Linked DNA regions of Homo sapiens: all the other regions are linked to region 1. The links are chromatin contacts, found by Hi-C or POLR2A ChIA-PET in ENCODE. All regions are on one chromosome and are shown on one strand. Each heading gives the region's core, a stretch centred on a gene start or an enhancer-like site at or near the end of the contact. The rest is flanking DNA. Distances are from core to core; before and after follow the strand shown.

Region 1 (3,218 bases), core at 236-2,735:
AAATCAAAGATTCATTCATTCAAAAACGTTTGAGTATTTCCTTATATGGCCAGTTCCAGGAACTGATGACACAGAAATATAGAAAGGAGATCTGGTCATGGAGTTACAGCATTACCTTCTAGTCTCAAGTTCTGAAACCTCCACATTACCTGTGCAATCTTGAGAAAGTCCTATCTATAACCCCTCACCCTGGGACTCAATGTCTTCCTTATAAAATGAGGCCAGTGATTTTTTTTTTTTTTTTTTTTTGAGACGGAGTTTCACTCTTGTCGCCCAGGCTGGAGTGCAATGGCGCAATCTCTGTTCACTGCAGCCTCTGCCTCCCAGGTTCAAGCGATTCTCCTGTCTCAGCCTCCCGAGTAGCTGGGATTACAGGCGCCCGCAACCAAGCCCAGCTAATTTTTTTTGTATTTTTAGTAGAGACGGGGTTTCGTCATGTTGGCCAGGTTGGCCTCGAACTCCTGGCCTCAGGTGATACTCAGGTGATCCGGCCTCCCAAAGTGCTGGCATTACAGGTGTGAGCCACCGTGCCCGGCCAAAGGCCAGTGATTTTTAACTCCCAAGGCTATGTGGCTCAAACGAGATAATAAAGAGGCAACAAAATTCAGAAGAACTGAAAAAGTGACTTAAGGGACCTTCGTTTTATAGATGAGGATATTGAGACTTGGAGAGGGACAGAAGGATACACACAGCAAGTTGGTAGCAGAGTTTGGACCAAACTAACATCTAGGCGTTCTATCTCTCTGAAAATGCCTTCCCCCGTACGCTTTTCTTTTTTGGTGACAGGATCTCGCTCTGTAGCCCAGGCTGCAGTGCAGTGGGGAGTTCCTAGCTCACTATAACCTCGAACTCCTGGGCTCAAGCCGAGTAGCTGGGACTACTACAGGCGGGAGACCACACTGCGGCTAGCCTAAAAATGCCTTTTAAAGAGAGCCAAGGCCGGGCGCGGTGGCTCACGCCTGTAATCTCAGTACTTTGGGAGGCCGAGGCCGGCGGATCAACTGGAGGTTGGGAGTTCGAGACCAGCCTGACCAACATGAAGAAACCCCGACTCTACTAAAAATACAAAAAATTAGCCAGGCCTGGTGGCGAGCGCCTGTAATCCCAGCTCCTCAGGAGGCTGAGGCAGGAGAATCGCTTGAACCCGGAAGGCGAGGTTGCGGTGAGCCGAGATCGCGCCATTGCACTCCAGCCTGGGCAACAAGAGCGAAACTCCGTCTCAAAAAAAAAAAAAAAAAAAAAAAGAGAGAGAGAGCCAAGGGGAAGTTATTTTAAGATGATGGTATATAGGTCCTTCTAAGCCGGCATCCATAACACGTATCCAATTAAACACTAGAAGCACACCTCCTTGAGGCTGTAGTGTCTTCTCGAGAAGCCGGGAATTATATCCACCCGCGCACCTAGGAGCTTTTGAGCGACGATTAGATACCAGCACTCCGGTTACCCGAGCCCGGGAAGCCCCCAGATCGGTGCAACCAGCCAACTTCCTCCTCTTCTCACTTCCGGTCGGAAGCCGACGTCTCACAAACCTCGAAACTGCCGTTCCCAAACGTATGGGTGCCGAGAAGGCCGAAGAGCTTCATTGCGGACAGACAATCAGAGGCGCATGCGCAAAATTCCGGGCTGCTGTATGAAAGATGGCGGCCTCCTTTGGCGCTTTCCTCCGGGCGCTACCTGGATCCTTGACGTCATAGGCCATGCTCTAGGAAAATCTTTTTAGGTTTGACAACCTGGAGATGTATTTGTGTAGAAAGTCTCTTGGAACTGATAGGACTTACAGAGATTATAGTGGGTTTCAAAAGAAAAAAGAACTGAGGGGTTGGGCGCGGTGGCTCACGCCTGTAACCCCAGCACTTTGGGAGGCCGAGGCAGGCGGATCACTTGAGGTCAGGAGTTCGAGACCAGCCTGGCCAAGATGGTAAAACTCCGTCTCCATTAAAAATACAAAAATTAGCCGGGCATGGTGACGCGCGCCTGTAATCCCAGCTACTAGGGAGGCTGAGGTGGGAGAATCGCTTGAACGCGGGAGGCGGAAGTTGCAGCGAACCGAGATCGCGCCACTGCATTGTAGCCTGGGCTACAGAGAGAGACTCTGTCTCAAAAAAAAAAAAGAGTCTGGAAAAGGAGTAGGTCCAGATCCAGGAGTACTCTGCAGTGCCATACCAAAGAATACATGTGAGCTTTAAAAGAACCCTGGCTACAACATGGAGAAAAGTTTGGGAAAGGAGAGAGCCTAGAGAAAAAAGACCAGGCCGGACACGGTGGCTCAGGCCTGTAATCCCAGCACTTTGGGAGGCCAAGGCGGGCAGATGGCTTGAGTTCAGGAATTCAAGACCAGCCTGAACAACATGGTGAAACCCTGTGTCTACAAAAAATACAAAAAATTAGCTGAACGTAGTGGCTCGCACCTGCAGTCCCAGCTACTTGGGAGGCTGAGGTGGGAGGATTGCTTGAGTCCAGGAGGCAGAGGTTGCAGTGAGCTGAGATAGCGCCACTGCACTCCAGCCTGTGCAACAGAGGGAGATCCTGTCTGGAAAAAAATTAAAGAAAAACGACCAGTTAGGCGCTTTGGTACAACTCCAGCTGAGAAACAAATGTCAGAAAAAGATTTTAAAAATGTAAAAAGAGGACAGGCGCGGTGGCTCACGCCTGTAATCCCAGCACTTTGGGAGGCCGAGGGGGGTGGATCACGAGGTCAGGAGATCGAGACCATCCTGGCTAACGGTGAAACCCTGTCTCTACTAAAAATACAGAAAATTAGCTGGGCGTAGTGGCGGGCGCCTGTAGTCCCAGCTACTTGGGAGGCTGAGTCAGGAGAATGGTGTGAACCTGGGAGACAGAGCTGGCAGTGAGCCGAGATCGCACCACTGCACTTTAGCCTGGGCGACAGAGCAAGACTCCGGCTCAAAAAAAAAAGTAAAAAGAGGAAATTAGCCGGGTGTGGTGGCACACGCCTGTAGTCCCAGCTACTCAGGTGGCTCAGGTGGTCAAGAGACCAAAATTGCTTGAACCCAGGAGGCAGAGGTTGTAGTGAGCTGAAATTGCACCACTGCTCTCCAGCCTGGGCTACAGAGCAAGACTCTGTCCTCTATATATATATGGAAAATAATTCTTTAATGACTAACCAGAGGTAAAGACAGAGATGAAGGAGTCACAGATGTCTTGGGTGGCTATCGTAGCACTTTTTTTCTCTAAGCTAGGAAACACAGAGCAGTGTG
Region 2 (3,218 bases), core at 428-2,927, 500 kb after region 1:
GTACGATAGCTGGGGTGGTCTAGTCACCTGGAGTTTGAATCTGAAATCCACCCCTACTCCAATATCATATAAAGACCGAATAAATTAGTTGCTGTTTGGGGCTCATCAAGATTAGTCTCATCACAGAGTAAGCAAAGAGTACTGTCCTGAGCTCTGAAACCAAATCAGAGGTGCATAATTAGGGAACTAGGGCAATTCAAAATCATGCCCCATGAAACCAGGTACCAAATGAATATGTTACCCTTGAAACAGGTCTTTCTACAACAGCATGATTAGGGGACGTTTCCTCTATATCCTACAGCCATACCATTCAAGGGAGACTCATATGTCAAAGCACCTAACGGTGCCTGGTACCTACCAGATCCTAAGGAAAGGGTAGGTGATCTCAAAAACAGTGCTTTCTAACTATGTTTGCTATCTCGGCCCAAATTTGAAATCAATACAGCGAGGGATCAAAATGGATACAGAATTTGTAGACTGAAGCAACTACTACAAAAGTGCAAAGCGATCCAGAAAATAGCCACACATTTGCTTGCTTTTTGGGTTTGCTAATTTGAAGTTAGAAAAAAGAACCACCTCACTAGAACCTTTAGATTTGCACATGAAAAAACGTATCCTTGTCTAGCTAACTGAAGATTCAACACAGTCATCTCACAATCCTGCCCCAACCCCTCCTCTATGGAAAGGACAATGCACCGGACAAAAGGCCATTTTGTCCAGGAAAAAGGAGGAATGTTACATCCAAAACATACTTTCTGAATTCCTACTATGTGCCTGACTCAGGCCTAGGAGCTGGGAATACAAAGATGCAGTCTTTGCCCTTGAGGATGGCAATACAACGGGAGACAGAGACAAGCAACAAACAATACACTGCGATGAGCTACAGCAGAAAAAAACTCTTAATTCAGAAGCGTTTCCTTGTAAGGTAATTCATATTTATTCAACTTGTACCCTACTCAAAGACCAAATTAAATTATTTCATTATTCCCAAGAACTTTCGAAGGGATAAAAAGGGTTCATGCCAACCATTACTAATGCCTACTAGTGCCACAGACTGGGAGCTCCCTGAGGGCAGGGATGGCGCTAACCTACCCTCGTATTCTCTGTGGCAGACAGACAAGTGCCGCACGAGGGATGCAGCAACCACAGAGGGATGCGGGGCTTGGAGGTAGGGTTGGGGCCGGGGCTGGCTCGAGCGCGCTCGGGACGTACAGGAAGGGGCCAGATGCGATGCTCCACGAGAGCACCAGGCACTCAGTCAAGAGTTGGGCGTAAGTTCGGGCCAAGGCCTCGAAGCGCTCCGGCGACTGGCTAATCGCTCAAAGGGGCTGCCTAAGTGAGCGCCTTTGAGCCCCCAACCCCGGGTTTCTTCAGTTCCTGGGCCTGGGCTCCAGGCTCTCGGTTCTTCAACACGTCGCCCGGCCCGGTGCAGCAAACAGTTTTTCCTCAACCATTCCGGGGTTTCTGAGCCGTTCGGCTCGCAGCAGAAAAGTAAAAAAAGAGCCGCCCTTCCAGCCCAGGCTAGCTCCGGCCGGGCCACTCTAGCCCTGGCCGCCCCGCCACTCACCAGGTTGGGCAGTCGAACAGCGGGAGGCTAGAGCCGGAGTTCGCGGCTGCCGCCATCTTGCGTCTCCCCCTCCCATTTGGCGCGCCCTAAGCACGCCGGGAAACTGGAAGACCGAGAAGGGAAAAGCGGCATCCCAGCAGCCTGTGCGTACGCACGCTCACGCACGCCCGTACGGGGGGCGGTGCTTCTAGTGGGGACAGAGGAGCTTTTGGGATTTTTTTTTTTTCAGCGTTTGTGCGAGTTGGCCGTCTCTGGAAGTCTCCAGTGGTTAGGGTTTTCCTTGGCCAGGAGGTGTCAAAGGAAAAGGGGCTTTGTAGGGAGGGGAGTCAGTCTTTCCCTACGTCCTCCTGCAAACGCTTCTTGGCTCTAAAATCTTGGGACTAAGCCGTGCGCGATGGCTCACGTCTGTAATCCCAGCACTTTCGGAGGCTGAGGCGGGCGGATCACTTGAGGTCGGGAGTTTGAGACCAGCCTGACCAACATGGTGAAACCCCGTCTCTACTAAAAATACAAAAATTAGTCGAGTGTAGTGGCACATGCCTGTAATCCCAGCTACTTGGGAGGCTAAGGCAGGAGAATCGCTTGCACTCGGGAGGCAGAGGTTGCAGTGAGCCGAGATCGCGCCATTGCACTCCAGCCTGGGCAACAGAGCGAGACTCCGTCTCAAAAAAAAAAAAAAAAAAAGTAAAGAAAGAAAAAATCTGGGGACTACATCCTCCTCCAGAGTTTAGGTTAAGACCGTCAGCCTTTTGCCCTCAAAGCGGAGAAGCTAAAGGGCAAAACTCGGAGATTGGAGTGATTATTGTTTCTCTTCAGCCCTTCTCCAAAAAGTGGCACCCTACTCACTTTTTTCTAATTCACGTTTAGGCCTGTAGATTGTCAGGGAATCTGCATTAGGGGTCACCTAGTCTGTTTATGAAAACTCTGGACAAGCAGGAGCCAGGAGCAGGTCCAGTCAGAAAGCAGGGGTCCAAATCATCACTGTGCTTGGCTCAAATGGTTAATTTTTTTAAAAAGGATTTTTTGCTTTTGGTTATAGGGCAAGGAAGCATAAGGATTGCTCGCTTGCCCTAGATCACCAGCTGGTTTTAAGAGACCATTAGCAGGGCCTCTGGTTTTTTATTTTTTATTTTTTTATTGATCATTCTTGGGTGTTTCTCGCAGAGGGGGATTTGGCAGGGTCATAGGACAATAGTGGAGGGAAGGTCAGCAGATAAACAAGTGAACAAAGGTCTCTGGTTTTCCTAGGCAGAGGACCCTGTGGCCTTCCGCAGTGTTTGTGTCCCTGGGTACTTGAGATTAGGGAGTGGTGATGACTCTTAATGAGCATGCTGCCTTCAAGCATCTGTTTAACAAAGCACATCTTGCACTGCCCTTTATCCATTTAACCCTGAGTGGAGAGAGCACAGGGTTGGGGGTAAGGTCATAGATCAACAGGATCCCAAGGCAGAAGAATTTTTCTTAGTACAGAACAAAATGAAAAGTCTCCCATGTCTACTTCTTTGTACACAGACACAGCAACCATCCGATTTCTCAATCTTTTCCCCACCTTTCCCCCTTTTCTATTCCACAAAACCGCCATTGTCATCATGGCCCGTTCTCAATGAGCTGTTGGGTACACCTCCCAGATGGGGTGGTGGCCGGGCAGAGG
Region 3 (3,218 bases), core at 310-2,809, 470 kb after region 1:
CTGTGATCAGTAAGAAGCAACAGCGTCTCCTATGAGCCAGGACAGGGGGATTGTATTCGTTTCTGGGTCCGCTGTAACAAATGACTACAAACTTGGCAGGTTAAAGCAACATAAATGTATCCTCTCACAGTTCTGGAGGCCAGAAATCAAAGTGTTGTAGGGTTGGTTCCTTCTGAAAGCTCTGAGGCAATCCTCGTGCTCCTTGGCTTGTAGACAGATCATTCTAACCTCCACATCTTCCCATGGCCTTTCCTTCTGTGTCCCCGTCTTCTCCTTTTCCAGTTTTTTTTTTTGTTTGTTTGTTTTTTTTGTTTTTTTTTTGAGATGGAGTCTTCCCTGTCGCCCAGGCTGGAATGCAGTGGTGTGATCTTGGCTCACTACAACCTCTGCCTCCTGGGTTCAAGCAATTCTCTTGCGTCAGCGTCCCAAGTAGTTGGGATTACAGGCGCACACCACCATGCCCGGCTAATTGTTTTGTATCTTTAGTAGAGACAGGGTTTCACCATGTTGGCCAGGCTGGTCTCAAACTCCTGACCTCGTGATCCACCCGCCTAGGCCTCCCAAAGTGCTGGGATTACAGGCGTGAGCCACCACTCCCGGCCTCCTTTTCTGTCTCCTATTAGGTCATTCCTGGATTAGGGCCCATCCTAATGCAGGACGATCTCATCTGAAGATCCTTACCTTAATTACACTTGCAAAGATCCTACTTCAACTGTGACATTCTGAGGTCCTGGATGAATGTTTTAGGGCCTACAGGTCAACACCCACTGCAGGGATGATTGGTCCTTTTTGTGGCTTGGACATTGTTCATGTTTTATTTGTGCTCAGACATGACTGTGGAGTGGCCCTGTTTGTGTCGTGATCCATCGTGGTCCCAGGTGGTTTGTCTGTTGCTGATGTCCTGTGAAGTCATTTAGGTTCAGCTGGAGAATACCGAAGCCCCGCTGGGCTCCAGGCGGGCTCCAGGAGGTCAGGGCCTGCTTTTCTCTTTCTCAACGTAGGGACAGGGAGCGAGGGAGCCCTGCTGATGCCTGGGAGAGAGGCCCAGCCACAGGGGCAGGGCAGGCATGTGCCCTGAGGGTGGAAGGAGCAGCCAGAAGCCCATGGGCTATAGGGGAGCGAGCAAGGGGAAGCAGAGAGGTGACGGGAGGGTGACGGCGTGCAGGGCAGGGTGAGGCTGGCTCTCACTCAGAGGGAAATGAGGGGCCGCAGAGAAGCAAACATGACCAACTGTGGAGGGAGCGAGTGTTGGGGGAAGAGCCTGCCTGGAGTAGGTTCAACAGCAAATGGAGGAGAGGAACTAGGGACAGAAAGTGGAGCAGAGAAATGGGAGGGCGGCTGGGGCAGCTGGCGGGGAGTGGAATCAAGAGGGTTTGCTTAATTTTCCATGAAGGAGAGGACAGTAATGGTGAGTCTGGATGCTGCTGCCAGTGACCCAAAGGAGAGGGAGGACTGCTGCCAACAGGATGGGGCACAGTGGGAGCAGATGCCTTGATTGGGGAGGCGGGGATGTGGGGGCCACCGAGGCAGGCAGGCTGGGAGCCGCGGTGAGGGGCTCAGGGGTGCACTTCCTGCTGGTAACCCTGCCCCTGGCTATGGGCGCCAGCCTCTATGGGGAGCTGCCCAGGCCCAACCTGGCACAGCTGTGGAGACTCAGTAGTACTTGAAGCCCCACATACCACAAAGGGGACAGAGATAGAGACAGAGGGGACAGGAACTCGAGAAGGAAAAAAACTCAGGGAACAAAATCCAGAGCCTGTCACAGATGTGGAAAGAGCAGGGGAGGAGCCTGGGCTGGAGACTCCCCTGCACCGTCCCTGCTCCAAAACCTCAGGGCCGGGCTAGAATCCCCACTGCATGGCTTGCCAGGGCTGTGACCTGGGTCTGTGTACCCTGAGCCTCAAGTTCCCCATCTGTAAAATGCAGACACTGCCAACCTCCTCTCAGGGCTGTGCCCGGGGGAATTAAGGAGGTAAGTCACATAAAGTGCCCGGCAGTGAGCCAGATTATCTTCCCTCCCTCTCTCATCTCATGCCCCACAGCCCTGAAGGTCTTTCAAAAGTGGGCACAGGGCCCAGCCTGCTGGCAGAGGCTGGAACTGCACCCATGCCCCTGTTAAAGGTAGAAGCTTCAGCATCCAATTCCCTCCAGGGAACAGGCAATGGTTTTATTCCCTCTCCACAGAGAACATCCAAACTCCACAGGCATTCAAGGACCTTCCCTCCACCCCGGCATATGCCAGACTTTAGTCCACTCTGCCCCATCTGTGCTCCCACAGTAGCCCCTGCGTGGAGCACCCTCCCCTCCACCACGTGGAGACATCCAATGTCATGCTCTTTGAAGCCCCCCCTCCCCTCCCACAGGCAGAACTAACGGAGAACTCTCTCTTCAGTCTTTTTTGTGTGTGTGTGTGATAGAGTCTCGCAGTGTCACCCAGGCTGGAGTGCAGTGGCACGATCTTGCTCACTGCAACCTCTGCCTCCCGAGTAGCTGGCATTACAGGTGTGCGCCACCATGCCCGGGTAATTTTTGTATTTTTAGTAGAGATGGGGGTTTCGCCATGTTGGCCAGGCTAGTCTCGAACTCCTAACCTCAGGTGATCCGCCCGCCTTGGCCTCCCAAAGTGCTGGCATTACAGGTGTGAGCCACTGAGCCCAGCCGTCTTCAGTCTTCTTGAAACACCTGGACTTTTCTCTAGATCTGCTAAGCTGTGAGAAAGAGAGCACTAGAACACCTGCTTGTCTCCCTGCGTGGAGAGATTCATGAGAGGCCAGGGACCCCTTATTCACCTGCTACCCCATGGATTTTCTATCATCTGAACCTGACCATTCACTGCCCGTGCTGAGACCTTCCCAAGGAAGCCTCCCCTGCTCTAGGTGAGGGTGTGTGTGATGTCAGTTTCTCTGCATTTTCCAAAACATCTACCTGAGCATGTCTTTTTTTTTTTTTTTTTTTTTTTTTAAGAAAAATATCCTTCAGTGCCTTCCTGGTAATTCCCTAGCAAAGCTTATAGGGTAGGCTCTCCTCCCCGCTCCCACTCACCAGCCACCCCCATCCCATGTCCTCTTTCCACACCCCTCTCATGGTGGCCCCTCTGCTGGGAAAACCATGGTCCACATGCCTCAGGTAATAAATTCCTATTGCTATTCTCGCCGGCTCCATCCTTCCACTCGAGCTGTCAAGGGTCTAGACAGCATCTGAGTGCCTGGCTGTCTCCC
Region 4 (3,218 bases), core at 208-2,707, 450 kb before region 1:
TGCGATCTCCGCTCACTGCAACCTCCGCCTCCCAGGTTCAAGTGATTCTCCTCCCTCAGCCTCCCGAGTAGCTGGGATTACAAGCACGCGTCACCACGCCCGGCTCATTTTTTGTATTTTTAGTAGAGACAGGGTTTCACCGTGTTAGCCAGGATGGACTGCGCCCGGCCTGTACACACTTTTTATTCTGCATGTGTAACTGTCTGAACTGTGTTAGCTGTTTGTTTGTTTTAAATTAGAACAGCACTACTGGGGCCCGGCGCGGTGGCTCACGCCTGTAATCCCAGCATTTTGGGAGGCGGAGGTGGCCGGATCACCTGAGGTCAAGAGTTAGAGACCAGCCTTACCAACAAGGTGAAACCCCGTCTCTACTGAAAATACAATTGGCCAGGCATGGTGACGGGCTCCCGTAATCCCAGCTACTTGGGAGGCTGAAGCAGGAGAATCGCTTCAACCCTGGAGGCAGAGGTTGCAGTGAGCCAAGATCGTGCCACTGCACTCCAGCCTGGGAGATAGCACTCCAGCCTGGGAGATGGAGTAAGATTCCATTTAAAAAAAAAAAAAAAGCACCAGTAACGTCAATTTAAATCCCTGTAAAACTCATACCATCAAGTGGCTTCAGAGGCAATTTCCTTTTTCGGACGAGAAAATGCGTGCACAGAGCAATTCTCTGACCTGCCCAGTATCACAGACCTCTTGAAGGATGGCACAGACAGCCTATGAGAGAGAGCTGAGCTGTGGAGGACGATGAAGAGGCGAAGGGCTCCTGTGGTTTCCAGAGATAAAGAAAAGCTAGGGAAAAAACGCCAATATAGATAGGGGCAGTTTTCTGGGTAGCTCTGCTCTTATGGAGCTCGCCAAATATAAGATGGTATATTCCTTAAACAGGATGCTGAGAAAACAAGAATCTTCATTTATTTCTCTTTTCCCCAATGCCCAACAATAGTAGCGACAGGAGCTCACAAAATACAGGTTAACTAACACATGGAAACAACAGATGAGTACACTCACACGCACACCTGGAGAGGGCAGCAAAATTGGGAGTTTCCTCGGGGAGCTGCCCTTCAGAGGCACCTCAACTTTTTCGAGTACATGAACCCACGGCCCGCAGGTCGGCTAACAGCTTTCCAACCTTTACCAAGCCTCATGTCTGAGCATTATTGAAGAGGCCGAAGAAAGCAATAAGCTACACATGACACGAATGTCATCTTTGCCTGGTTAGCAGGGTGGTGTGAAACCCCATTTCCCTCTCAGACGACCCAGCTCACCTGCGCAGGTGAGGGCCGGGCGCTTCCGCACAGGCGCAGAAGCAAGGGCGGACACCATCTTGAGCCGCAGCTCAAGGTGGCACAACCGCCGTCAGAGAGAAGGCGTACAAAAACCAGGCTGCGACGGGGTGGGGAAGCATGGAGGGAACCTGGCTACAGCCGGGCAGAAGGTGGCCCTCCTCCATCCGCAGGCACGGCGCACGCGCCGTCCAGCCGCCAAGCCCGGCCCCCGCAGGCGGAGCTCCAGAGCCTGTCCCGGAAACCCGGAGCCAAGGGCCCTAAAGGGCGTGGGACCTTCTGTAATTCCCTCCACTAGCTGAAGACCGCTGGCTTTCACCACACCATGTCAGCTTCCCACGTGCAAACCCGGCAGCTGTAATTAAACATCACAGTTCCAAAGGCTTCTCAGTAGTAAGGAGGTGCACCAGCTGCCCAGAAACCACTAGCGATGAGCGATGCTCATGACAAAGTGGCATTGCTTCCTAAAGCAGAAAAAATTGATTGCAAGTGGACTTACAGATCTGAATCCTAGGGACACCTTTACTTCCACTCTCATTTTCAAAACATTCATGACACGCAGGCCACAAGTCAACTTTCAAATAAAAGTCAAATAAGTGGTAACATCAAGTGCAATGTTAGCTCCATAATGAAAAACGAAAACTTAATTTTTTTAGTATGTTTTGAGACGGAGTTTCACTCTTGTCGCCCAGGCTGGACTGCAATGGCATGATCTCGGCTCACTGCAACCTCCACCTCCTCCTGGGTTCAAGCAATTCTCCTGCTTCAGCCTCCCGAGTAGCTGGGATTACAGGCGTGCACCACCACACCCGGCTAATTTTTGTATTATTAGTAGACATTAGTAGAGACGGGGTTTCACCATATCGGCCAGGCTGGTCTCGAACTCTTGGCCTCAGGTGATCCACCTGCCTTGGCCTCCCAAAGTGTTGGGATTACAGGCGTGAGCCATTGCCCCCGGCCGAAAACTTTTATTACAAGAGCATTTACTTTCTCACTGGTAGAGAAAGCTCCAAGGTGTGGGAACCAGGACTTCAAACATTCTAGGTAGGACTTCTAACGTTTTGGGGTCTCTATTTACAAGGCTTAACAGAGACATCGTGAAAGGATGTAAACCCATGAGCACTGAGCCATACCCTAGCTGAAGTACTGTCAAGTGGAAGCCCTCTAATTCCAGAGGATTCATTCACATGTAGCTTTTTAAAAGGTGAGGACAAAATAAAGTGGTTAAGTGTTTTGATTAGTCTCAATAATTCTCCACTTACCCTGGTAATAAGTCCCAGTTTAATAATCCATTGCAATTTGAAGAATTGCCTTTAAAAAAAGTTCAATAGGGCCGGGCACGGTGGCTCACGCCTGTAATCCCAGCACTTTGGGATGCCAAGGCAGCTGGACCACGAGGTCAGGAGTTTGAGAACAGCGTGGCCAACAAGGTGAAACCCTGTCTCTACTAAAACTACAAAAATTAGCCGGGCACGGTGGCAGGCACCTGTAATCCCAGCTGCTCAGCAGGCTGAGGCAGGAGAATCACTTGAATCCAGGCGGCAGAGATTGCAGTGAGCCGAGACTGCGCCACTGCACTCCAGCCTGGGCAAGAGACGCTGTATCTTAAAAGCAAAAAACAAAACAAAACGAAAAAACACCTCGATAATTCTGAAACATTCTCCAATAAAAGGAAGCAGAATTTCTTGGAAAAAAGTGGAATTGGGGCAGGGAAAATACAAGATTCCCAGGGAACATCTTACAGTACCAGAAGGGCAGACACCAGAAAATTTTTCTGAGACAGGGCCTTGCTGTTAGGCAGCTCACTGCAACCTCAACCTCCCCTGATCAAGTCATCCTCCCACCTCAGCCTCCCCAGCAGATGGGACTACAGGAGCATACCACACCTGGCTTATTTTCTGTAGAGACCAGGTCTCAATATGTTGCACAGGC
Region 5 (3,218 bases), core at 1-2,500, 440 kb after region 1:
GTTACTATAAATCAATTGACCTGCCAGGCCTAGATAGATAAGAAATGCTCAGGGCTGATTCCATTTCCTGTCCTGTAAAATTAGGATAATAATTCCTATCTCAGAGTTGCGTGCTGATGAGGTAGAGAACTGCTGTTACTTAGGTGCTCTGTAGATTGTGGCTATTAAATACGTTACTGACACTAACCCTGAGGACCTTGAAGGGTTTGAAGGTTTCAGAGTGTTTCCTTTGCTTCCCACAACTTTACTTCCCTGAGAGGGACCAACGGGGTTTCAGTGTGTGGCTGGAAAAGGGGGACTTTTAAAGACAGTGGTTTCTACTAGGAGATTTTGTGTGCAAGTGTGACTACAGCTTTAGATCCTTGTTTTCCTGCTTAGACTGTATTTAAGTGAGGCCCTGTTGTCTTTCCTTTGCACAATTTGGGAGAGGGATCCAAGACAGCCCTAATAGCCATTGTCTCCATGAATAAGCTCTGTTTTGCTATTTTACTGGCATTTCTCCCTGTGAGAGCTTTCTATGTGCAGAATACTTGTGAATTCTTAGCTAAGGTAGAAAGTTGGGAGATAAGCGAAGTTTGCATATTTGGCCATATCCAAAAGGCAGTTTCCTTCTGAATTGGCCTGAAAATGACCTTTTTTTTTTCTTCTTTCTTTCTAGGCAAGCTGTGGATTTTCTGAGCAATGAGGGGCACATCTATTCTACTGTGGATGATGACCATTTTAAATCCACAGATGCAGAATAACTGGATCTAACTGGGTACCTGAGATATTTTACAGCTGGACCTAGTTTCACAATCTGTTGTCTCCAGCTCTGCATATGTCTGGCCAGGGGGCTTCTAGGAAGTAGGTTTCATCTATCAAATGTCTCCTCTGACTTCCTTTTGAAACTTACTGCTCTTCTGTTTTATTTTGTTTTGTTTGAAGCTCAGAGGGAGATGGGCAATTGACAGGGATGCAATCCAGGGTGGGATTTCTTGAGGAAGTTACAAATAAGCTTGTTACAACATCAAGATAGATGGAATTGGAAGGATGCTACCAGGAGAGTACTTACATAGTGCTCAGGAGTTTCTCTTCTTAAAATGTTTACTGCTGAAAGATGAGCAGGACCAGGGCGTTATAGGCAGAGCCCTAGCCGAGAAACCTGCTGGCCTCTGCCTGTTTTCATTTCCCACTTTGGTTGTGTGGCATTACTTTCAGAATTGCACTTTCCTGCTTGTCATGACTTTTTGACACACTTGCCATGACGTGTGTTTCTGTGAACATGAAGTTCTGCGGTAGTGCCTCCAGGGGCAGAGGAAAAGAAGAAGTGTTACTGCATTTTGTACAAAATAAATACAGTCATATGTTTAATAAAACAGTTCTATTGTAGTAACTTGTAAAAATTCTCGTTTTTCTTTCTGAGCAGTGTAATGACCACTTTATCATCTGAGGCAGTGTAACATAGTGAAACTTGGATTTGAATTCTGGCTTTCCCACTTTTTAGTTAGAATCTTGAGCAGGCTATGTCAGCTCTGAGAACCTCCATTTCCTCATTTACAAAAAGAAAACGTTATTTCCCCTGGGTTTGTTGTGAAGATTGAAAAAAACATAGTCTGTAAAGCGTCTAAATCTAGTATTGCCATTTAAAGGGATTATATAATGGACTTTAATGTTGACTCTTTGGCAGTGTGTGATCATGTAACTGAATCAAATAGCTACCCATTTGGCCTCAAGATGAGACTTTCCAAAAGCCTATGGTCATTTTTTGGCCAACTTGATTGGCTGTTTCTTACAGAAAAAGAAACTAGTTCAATGATGTTTTTGACAACTCCTGAAAGTAATCTACATCTTGAATAAAAGAACCAATTTTGAGATAAAGTTAGTGAGACGTAACATCCCAATAAGAATTCTCTGGCCGGGCGCGGTGGCTCACGCCTGTAATCCCAGCTCTTTGGGAGGCCGAGGCAGGCAGATCACAAGGTCAGGAGATCGAGATCATCCTGGCTAATTCGGTGAAACTCCATCTCTGCTAAAAATACAAAAAATTAGCCAGGCAAGGTGGTGGGCGCCTGTAGTCCCAGCTACTCAGGAGGCTGAGGCAGGAGAATGGTGTGAACCCGGGAGGCAGAGCTTGCAGTGAGCCGAGATTGCACAACTGCATTCCAGCCTGGGCAACAGAGCGAGACTCTGTCTCAAAAAAAAGAATTCTCTGCTTTAACTCTGTTTCTAAATGAGATCTAGCAGCTGTGTAGAGAAGGCTCCACCTACTTGGTTTCTAACAGTGGATGAATGTATGGTTGTTTTCTATACATGCAGAGTTGTTAACATCTGCGGAACTATGCAAATGTGTAAAACTCAGCCAGCATGTTCATTTGCAAGTGTGTTCCTTCTTGGTTATTTTCTCAAAGAACAATGACTAAAAACAAGTAAAATCGTGTATTTGAATTTGGAATATATGACGGGATACTTTTATGGTTGGTAAACTTCTCTTTCTAGTTATGAAGCTGGGTGCCCTCAAATGGGCAAAGCGGTAGCAGTACTTGTAGGTGGAAGTGGTTTTCTTTTTTCTTTATTTTTATTTTTATTTTTTTTTAGACAGAGCCTTGCTGTGTTGCCCAGGCTGGAGTGCAGTGGTGCAATCTCAGCTCACTGCAAGCTCCGCCTCCCATGTTCAAGTGATTCTCCTGCCTCAGTCTCCCGAGTAGCTGGGACTATAGGCGCATGCCACCATACCCAGCTAATTTTTGTATTTTTAGTAGAGACAGGGTTTCACCGTGTTAGCCAGGATGGTCTCGATCTCCTGACCTCATGATCCGCCCACCTTGGCCTCCCAAGGTGCTGGGATTATAGGCGTGAGCCTGACCGGTTTTTTTTTCTTTTGATAAAAATCAGATGACGACTTAGCAATTAACAACTGCTTGTTAATTTAGTGCTTATTGGATACCTGCTGTATCAACCCGTAGGTCAGGTACTAGGAATATAAAGCACAATAAGAGATTGGCGTCACGGGACAGGCTGGTTCAGCATTCCCAGCAGCACAGAATAGTTGCTCAGTGGTGCTGGATTCCCTGCCATCTTGCCATTTCCACAGTCTCATGGGGGTTGTGTGATTTCTGACCGCTGCTGGGACCTGTGGGATGAGCACAGGCAGGAGAGCCAGCCAGGCCACTTCTCAGAATGAAACTCCAGGCTTTGTAGAGCTTCTGCTCTGCTCAGGCAGGACAAACTTGCATCTTGGG
Region 6 (3,218 bases), core at 457-2,956, 370 kb after region 1:
GCCTCGGCCAATTCACAGGCAGGAACAGAGACCCATTTCCAAAGCCAAAGCTAGTACAGTCTGTCTGACTCAAGCTCAGCAGAAATATTGGCCACAAAGATGCATAAGGTAGTTACAGATTCACGGCTCATGGAGGCCTGCCCAGGACTTAACAACTGCACCCCTTCATGCCCACCCGGGGTTTTCTGATGTCTCTATAATCCCTCAGGCAAAACTGCCACATTCAAAGCTCCTCTCTTCCACTCCTGGAGACTCCGTGTGGCTTTGTCAAGGCCAGATCTCAAGAGTTTGTAAAAACGGATTCAAGAGCAGATCCTGGCCCTGGCCACCCCATCCCAACCCACACCACCCTCTGCCCTGACTTTGTCGCATGCCTCTGAGCCTTGGGTTTGTTTTCCCATCTCTACGAGGCTCCACCAGGTCCAAAAAGGAGCAGAATCCACACACATTTTCCAGGACCCAGCCTATGCCCAGCCCTGGCTGGCTCCATGGGCATGGATGAGTCAGAGGCCATCTCTGCCCTCTTGCTGGGTCTGGGGTGGGAAGCCAAGTTTCAGGGGGAAGAATACAACCAGGCAGACAGGGTGAGAGGCGGCCTTTGTGAGGGGCAAGCGCTGTGGTGGGGTCAGGGCTGCTGAAACTCCCAGGGAGGCCCAGGTCAAGAAGCCAGCTGAGGTTGCTGAGTGCTCACTCTGAGCCAGGGCAGTGGACAGATGTCATTTCACTGCATCTTCACCAAACGGGCAGGCGCTATCCCCATCCCAATGGGAACAGCAACCAAACAGCCCCACTGAGAGGTCAGTGACTTCCCAAGGCCCTGCCCATGCTGAAACATGGGATGCTGAACTGAGTCCGCAGCCCCTGCCATTACAGGCCAGGCACTGTGCGAGGCACTTTCTCATTCTTTCGCTCACTCTTCACAACAGGCCTGCCCGTCACACCTGTCTCAGGGTGACTACCTCCTTTCTACGCAGGAGGAAACTGAGGCTCAGAGAAATGCAGAAGTGAGGCGAGAGGGGGCAAAGCCAGAAGTGGATCCCTGAGAGGTCCGACTTCAAAGCCCATGCGCCTCCCTTTCTTCCCTGGGCCTCAGTTTCTTCGCCTGTGCCAGGAAAGCTAGGGCTAGAATGAAGGCAGTCTACCGGGATTCCCTTTCCGTAAAGGGCTGCACGCTCACCTGTAGGCCAGGCGCCCACAGGACTTGGTTCCCTCTCCCAGTCCCCTTCCCGGCATATGGCGTGTCACCTGTACAGGTGACCCAGCTGACGGAGGTGCTGGGCTCCGACACTCCTCCCCTCCCGGGGCGAAGCACTCACCTGTACAGGTAACCCAGCTGCAGGAGATGCAGCAGCGCCAGGCAGCGGCGCGGGGGCTGCGACCCGTGCAGGCCGGCAGGGTCAGCGCGCAGCCAGAGCCAGCTGAAGAGCTGCAGCGCCACGGAGGCCAGGCCCAGCAGCGCCAGCACCAGCGCCGCCCACAGGTAGCGGCCGCCGAGCGCATACTGGACGGCGGCCCACAGGTCGGTGCCCAGGTCGAGCAGGAAGGCGGCGGTGCCCAGCACGCCCAGGACCAGGTCCCGAAGGAGGGCGCCGCGGGACGACCAGGGCATGGCCCGCCGGCCTCCGCCCTCTCCTGCTCCTCCGCGGTTGGGGCCTGCCCTCAGGGCCCGGGGTTGCCGAGGCAGGAAGGAGGTGGGCGCAGCCCTCGGGGCGGCCCGGGGCCTGGGCCTGGTGGGCGGGACTTCCCCGTCCCGCCCCGTCCGGGGAGGAGCGAGGCCCGCGGTTGTCCCAGGTCCTCCGCCCGAACCCCAGCTAAAAGCCGCTCGATGCTCTGCTCCCGCCGCCAGCCCAGGGGTCCACCGACCCAGCCCAGCCAAGCCCGCTAGGCCTGAAGACCGACTGCCCTTCGCTTCGCAGGCTTCAAATGGCCTAGTTTTACCTTTGAGGCGCCCGGAGGCCCAAGAAAGCGAGAGGGCGGGGAGACTAGAGCCTGGACCAGGGCTGCGATCCCTCACACCTGTATTGTTGCAAAACAAAACGAAACGCAAAGGCACATTCTAATCCCTAAGTGCGAGACTTTGCAACAACGCGTGCGCCTCGATCCAGGGATACCCGGAGAGCACGGGGCCGCTGGGTTCACGCCAGCGATCCGAGTCGGGGGAGGGCGGGCGTTAGGTTCCTGCAAATGAGTTAACCTCATTTCCATACGGAAGGGAATAGAGGCCGGGCGCGGTGACTCACGCCTGTAATCCCAACACTTTGGGAGGCCCAGGCGGGCGGATCACCTGAGGTCAGGAGTTCGAGACCAGCCTGGCAAACATGGCGAAACCCCGTCTCTACTAAAAATACAAATTAGTCGGGCGTGTTGGCGCGCGCCTGTAGTCCCAGCTAGGAGGCTGAGGCAGGAGAATCGCTTGAACCCGGGAGGCAGAGGTTGCAGAGAGCCGAGATAGCGCCACTGCACTCCGGCCTGGGCGACAGAGCGAGACTCCGTCTCAAAAGAAAAGAAAAGGAACACAACACAGAATCAAACGCATGATGAGCTTTGTTTTGTGAGTTAAACATAATACGCAAAAGAAGTATGCTTGTAGGGGGGTCTTGGGTCGTCATTTCTTTTCTGTTTCTGGTTTGTTTTTGGAGAGAGTCTGGCTTTGTCACCCAGGCTGGAGTGCAGTGGCGCGATCACGGATGGCTGCAGCTCCTGGGGCTTCGCTTCCTGATTCGGTTGTCCTATTTCAGTTCACTCCTCAGGCGCGGAGGAAATGGTGGAAGGCCCAGCTCTGGGTGATCCTGGGCGCTGCCCCCGTTACCCGTTACCAGGAAGAAGGTGAGCCTGGCAGGTCACAGCACGAGCGTGCACAGGCCCAGCAGGGCCATCAGCAGCAGCGGGAGCTGGGGCACGGGCGTGGTGCCAGAGGCATACAGACAGGTGGTGTAAGCGTCAATGTCCACCTGGCGCATGGCACACACGTGCTGCATGCTGCAGGCCTCGTCGCAGACCCCAGCAGAGTAGCTGACTGAGTTATAGACGTAGTAGCGCTGCAGTGTGCTCTGGTCGCCAGCGATGCGGTCCAGCACTGTGTGCATGGAGTGGGCGCTGGCGTCCGGCACCCCATAGGCCTCGGTCAGCTGGTACTCGAGCTCCCAGCGCGGCGTCCCCTGAGCATTCGCCTGGCTCAGGTTCATGAAGTAGGTCACCATGTCCTGGAAAAAGGGTTT
Region 7 (3,218 bases), core at 394-2,893, 340 kb after region 1:
CATACCCAAGGGGAGCAGAATTAGAAGAGAGGAATATCAAAGAATTTGTAGATATATTTTGAAGCTACCACAGTGACCTATGAACATAAACCAGCCAGCAGATCACTTAAGGAAATATCTGCCATTATCTTACCATTGTTAGCATTTTAGCCTATTTCCTTTCATTATTTTTTCATGTTTCTCCTTTTTACATAGTTGCAATCACTGTGTGTGTAAGTGTACTCACAAAATTTTATATTCTGCTTTTTTCACTGTGTGGTTATTTTCTGTCATTAGTGAAAAAGATGCCTTATCCCAAGTCAACCTCTAAGGAATGCTGGTGCTTGAATTGTTTCTACCTTTCATTCCCTCTCTCATTTCAGTCCTTTCTTTGATAGAAGTAATAAGTGTGAGATAGAGAACTAATGAAAGATAGACTCTGACATACAGAGATTAAGGAAGAAGATCCTTAAAGCCATTGGCCTTATTTATCAGATACCAAGAACCCAACCAAATAGCACTCAAACAAAAACTTTATGCTGTATAAATTTTAATTTTTATTATCTTCTCTCCTTGCAGCAACTACAGTTTCTCAACAGATGGTTTCAGTGGCTCAGGAGGTAGTGGCAGCCATGGTTCATCTGTGGGTGTTCAGGGAGGTGTGGACTGGATGAGGAAACTAGCTTTCCGCTACCGGAAAGTGAGAGAAATCTATGATAAGCATAAAAGCAACGTGGGTGGTAAGTGTGGCATATAACCAGTCTGATTCTCTGTTTCTTCCTGGTTTCCTCCTTTTCTTTCCAGGGATTCCTTAGATTCCCCATGACAACTGCTTATAAATTATGCCACAGTTATATGTTAAACTCTGTATTTAAAAAAATAGAGGTTTGGTTGAAACCTTTTGGGAGGAAGCTCTATATTTCTAACGGGCTTCTCTAAGCATAATTTTGGAAAGTTCTCTTGTTGTCTTTGGACAAATGCCTTTTTAAAGGAAACATGTTCTGTAGATTATGTTTGATGACATGTATCACAACTGCTGTCAACGCTAGTTAATAGGGTGCCACATTTTTTTTTTTGGCTGGTTTATATAACTATCAGGACAAGTTAAGTAGAACTAGCTAGTAACTTTTCGTGGACAGAAATCTAGGTCCAGGATTGTAGGTTGGTAGTATCAATGTGTTGTGATTTAAAGAATCTTGGAAATTCTTTCTGACCAGAAATATTTCAAATGCCAGATGCCACTAAGCCTAAAATTCTATTATTTAGAATTAATTAATCATAGATTGTTTGAATTAAAAGAGACAGAAGTCTAATCTGAATTCCTCATTTTACAGTTGAGAAAAGTGATGTCCATCATAGGGGTAGTGGGGGCAGCTTATTCATGGTCACATTGCAAATTTGTAACCATACCATGTTTGAAATTCACATTCCCTAACTTTTTGGTCCAGTGCACTTTCATGCAGCTCCTTTTATAGTGAGGTACTCTTTTGAGAAAATATTTAAAACTGTAAACCATCACCATCAAAGATACAAATACATACAAAATGTTGCTCAAAGATTCAGGGATTACATAGCCTGCCTAGAGCAGGGGTCCCCAATTCCCGGGCCTCAGACTGATACCAGTCAGCGGCCTGTTAGCAACCAGGCAGCACAGCCACATAGCAGGAAGTGAGCAGGCCGGCAAGTGAGTATTACTGCCTGAGCTCCACTTCCTGTCAGATCAGTGGCGGCATTAGATTCTCATAGGAGTACAAACCCTATTGTGAACTGCACATGCAAGGGATCTAGTTGCATGTTCCTTATGAAAATCTAACTAATGCCTGATGATCTGAGGTGGAACAATTTCATCTCGAAACCTCTCGCCCCCCACCCAGGTCCATGGAAAAATTGTCCTCTACGAAACTGGTCCCTGGTGCTGAAAAGGTTGAGGACTGCTGGCCTAGAGGTATTTTACTCAAGGTCAAGAGCCCTTGTACTATACTATGCTGCCTTACAATATGGCGCAGAAAGTAGGAACAAGACTTTACAGATCAATTTGGTTCATTTCAGTTACAGCTCTCTAATACCAGATAAAAATCATGGGCTTCCAGACTTCAGGAATCTAATTTACTTTTTTCAGATTCCCCTTTTTGTTGCTTATTTCTTCTCATGATTCAAAGCCAGTATTTTTTATTTTGGTAACTCCACATCTTTTTGCATTTTCTTTCTCACAAACATTAGCCTTTCTTTTGTTAGTTTTCATATACAGCCTGAGTCTCTTTATCTTTTCCCTGCCCAATGCCTGGACCTGGTTTCCTGAACAAAGCGATGTAACCCTGTGTGAGAATCCTCTGAGCCTACTTTGGAGAATAGATTAAAATTAATGGCCAGCTGTATGTTTTGTACAATATGAATTGATGAAAGCGCCACATCATGTATTAGTTGAGTATATCATATATAGGTACTGGTTTTGTTGTCGTTTTGTTTTATCCAAAATGTTAAGAGTCATCTAATTCTAGGCTTACATTGTGGAACCATCAATCTGAAAACAAATTATACTCCAGTTCTCCTCCTCACAAAAATGCCATCTGCTTTTATGGAGTATTACTAATAGAATACAGGATTTTTTTTTAACCTTCACTGTAGAAAATTCAGATCCAGATTTACTGCTTGAATATTTTAACTGAAGTGTCTGAGAGCAGGCTCCCATCATATGAGCTCTCTTTTGTGCTTAGATATCTAGTCTTGGGTAGTGTTTTAGTGTCTTATCAGTTGGAGTTGTTTCAGAAGTACAGTATGGAGAATTAGTCATTCAACCTGGAATTTCATGTCAACATGTTCTGAAGCAAGTGGACAAGTAGTCACCATGGAAGTTCTGTGGAGTAGTGGAAAGACTTCTTAAGACCAAAAGCTGCAAACTTACTGTGTAATCTTAGGGCCCTTTTTTTCATTGGGTTTCGTTTCTTTACAGAGAGATTAGAAATGCTAAGGACTCTTCTAGCTGTAACACTAATTTTTCGCACTTTGGTTCTTGATGTCATGTTCTAAGCAGTGCAATTCAAAGTGTGGTCAACCAGTCTGCAAAAGATATGCTATTGGTTGGTGATGAAAGAAGGAGCTTGCACCAGAATCTAAATTATTTCTGTCAGCTGATTTTATTGTTGTTATTGTGTCCCCGTAACAAGATTTTTCTAAAAATTTATCTTTGCCTGAACATCCCCAAAACACTGTGATAAAGAAAGTAAAAATGGCATTCTGGG

The links. Hi-C counts contacts between places; a loop is a spot of excess contacts on that map. ChIA-PET counts read pairs that join two places held with the same protein, here RNA polymerase II (POLR2A). Pooled maps may share reads with other maps.
Region 2: a pooled map shows a loop between it and region 1 (9-fold over the local background). The contact joins the promoter of PPP1R8 here to the promoter of MED18 in region 1. A Hi-C loop is called at or near these places in 10 of 50 pooled maps. POLR2A ChIA-PET finds 5 or more read pairs at or near these places in 8 of 52 experiments (B cell, CD8-positive, alpha-beta T cell, HepG2 and 5 more).
Region 3: a pooled map shows a loop between it and region 1 (2.9-fold over the local background). The contact joins the enhancer-like site here to the promoter of MED18 in region 1. A Hi-C loop is called at or near these places in 1 of 37 single-sample maps with no recorded cell type and 4 of 50 pooled maps. POLR2A ChIA-PET finds 5 or more read pairs at or near these places in 3 of 52 experiments (CD8-positive, alpha-beta T cell, HepG2 and K562).
Region 4: a loop to region 1 is called in a pooled map, with 2.9 times the contacts of the local background. The contact joins the enhancer-like site here to the promoter of MED18 in region 1. A Hi-C loop is called at or near these places in 1 of 50 pooled maps. POLR2A ChIA-PET finds 5 or more read pairs at or near these places in 5 of 52 experiments (CD4-positive, alpha-beta memory T cell, CD8-positive, alpha-beta memory T cell, WTC11 and 2 more).
Region 5: a loop to region 1 is called in a pooled map, with 4 times the contacts of the local background. The contact joins the enhancer-like site here to the promoter of MED18 in region 1. A Hi-C loop is called at or near these places in 2 of 50 pooled maps. POLR2A ChIA-PET finds 5 or more read pairs at or near these places in 4 of 52 experiments (B cell, CD4-positive, alpha-beta T cell, HEK293 and 1 more).
Region 6: a loop to region 1 is called in a pooled map, with 8 times the contacts of the local background. The contact joins the promoter of XKR8 here to the promoter of MED18 in region 1. A Hi-C loop is called at or near these places in 7 of 50 pooled maps. POLR2A ChIA-PET finds 5 or more read pairs at or near these places in 2 of 52 experiments (activated CD8-positive, alpha-beta memory T cell and activated naive CD4-positive, alpha-beta T cell).
Region 7: a pooled map shows a loop between it and region 1 (3-fold over the local background). The contact joins the enhancer-like site here to the promoter of MED18 in region 1. A Hi-C loop is called at or near these places in 3 of 50 pooled maps. POLR2A ChIA-PET finds 5 or more read pairs at or near these places in 2 of 52 experiments (activated CD8-positive, alpha-beta memory T cell and naive thymus-derived CD8-positive, alpha-beta T cell).

What each region holds. Positions count from the first base shown.
Region 1 is chr1:28,327,307-28,330,524 of GRCh38, reverse strand. It overlaps MED18 (mediator complex subunit 18), which reads right to left and starts at 1,485. Exons shown (of 3, transcript NM_017638.3): 1 at 1,345-1,485. RefSeq lists enhancers at 436-943, 944-1,451.
Region 2 is chr1:27,829,241-27,832,458 of GRCh38, reverse strand. It overlaps PPP1R8 (protein phosphatase 1 regulatory subunit 8), which reads right to left and starts at 1,677. Exons shown (of 7, transcript NM_014110.5): 1 at 1,568-1,677. The coding sequence starts at 1,623. It overlaps LOC124903885 (a long non-coding RNA gene), which reads left to right and starts at 676. Exons shown (of 2, transcript XR_007065562.1): 1 at 676-1,710. RefSeq lists enhancers at 628-1,412, 1,370-1,539, 1,413-2,198 and a silencer at 1,670-1,749.
Region 3 is chr1:27,857,083-27,860,300 of GRCh38, reverse strand. No RefSeq gene overlaps it. Among named protein-coding and RNA genes, the nearest start is that of THEMIS2, 14 kb to the left of the region's middle. Within about 2 kb of position 1,559, at least 6 of the 41 ENCODE cell types and tissues checked have a DNase peak (open chromatin) inside an H3K27ac peak, as active enhancers do.
Region 4 is chr1:28,773,595-28,776,812 of GRCh38, reverse strand. No RefSeq gene overlaps it. Among named protein-coding and RNA genes, the nearest start is that of OPRD1, 37 kb to the left of the region's middle. RefSeq lists an enhancer at 1,362-1,656. Within about 2 kb of position 1,457, at least 22 of the 41 ENCODE cell types and tissues checked have a DNase peak (open chromatin) inside an H3K27ac peak, as active enhancers do.
Region 5 is chr1:27,889,688-27,892,905 of GRCh38, reverse strand. It overlaps RPA2 (replication protein A2), which reads left to right. Exons shown (of 9, transcript NM_002946.5): 9 at 659-1,382. The coding sequence ends at 743. Among named protein-coding and RNA genes, the nearest start is that of THEMIS2, 19 kb to the right of the region's middle. RefSeq lists a silencer at 2,072-2,141. Within about 2 kb of position 1,250, at least 9 of the 41 ENCODE cell types and tissues checked have a DNase peak (open chromatin) inside an H3K27ac peak, as active enhancers do; they include B cell and CD4-positive, alpha-beta T cell, where a contact is called at or near this core.
Region 6 is chr1:27,958,461-27,961,678 of GRCh38, reverse strand. It overlaps XKR8 (XK related 8), which reads right to left and starts at 1,706. Exons shown (of 3, transcript NM_018053.4): 1 at 1,317-1,706. The coding sequence starts at 1,609. SMPDL3B (sphingomyelin phosphodiesterase acid like 3B) reads right to left here. Exons shown (of 8, transcript NM_014474.4): 8 at 2,527-3,203. The coding sequence ends at 2,841. RefSeq lists an enhancer at 1,202-1,765 and a silencer at 1,446-1,835.
Region 7 is chr1:27,990,901-27,994,118 of GRCh38, reverse strand. It overlaps EYA3 (EYA transcriptional coactivator and phosphatase 3), which reads left to right. Exons shown (of 18, transcript NM_001990.4): 14 at 559-719. Among named protein-coding and RNA genes, the nearest start is that of XKR8, 33 kb to the right of the region's middle. Within about 2 kb of position 1,643, at least 8 of the 41 ENCODE cell types and tissues checked have a DNase peak (open chromatin) inside an H3K27ac peak, as active enhancers do.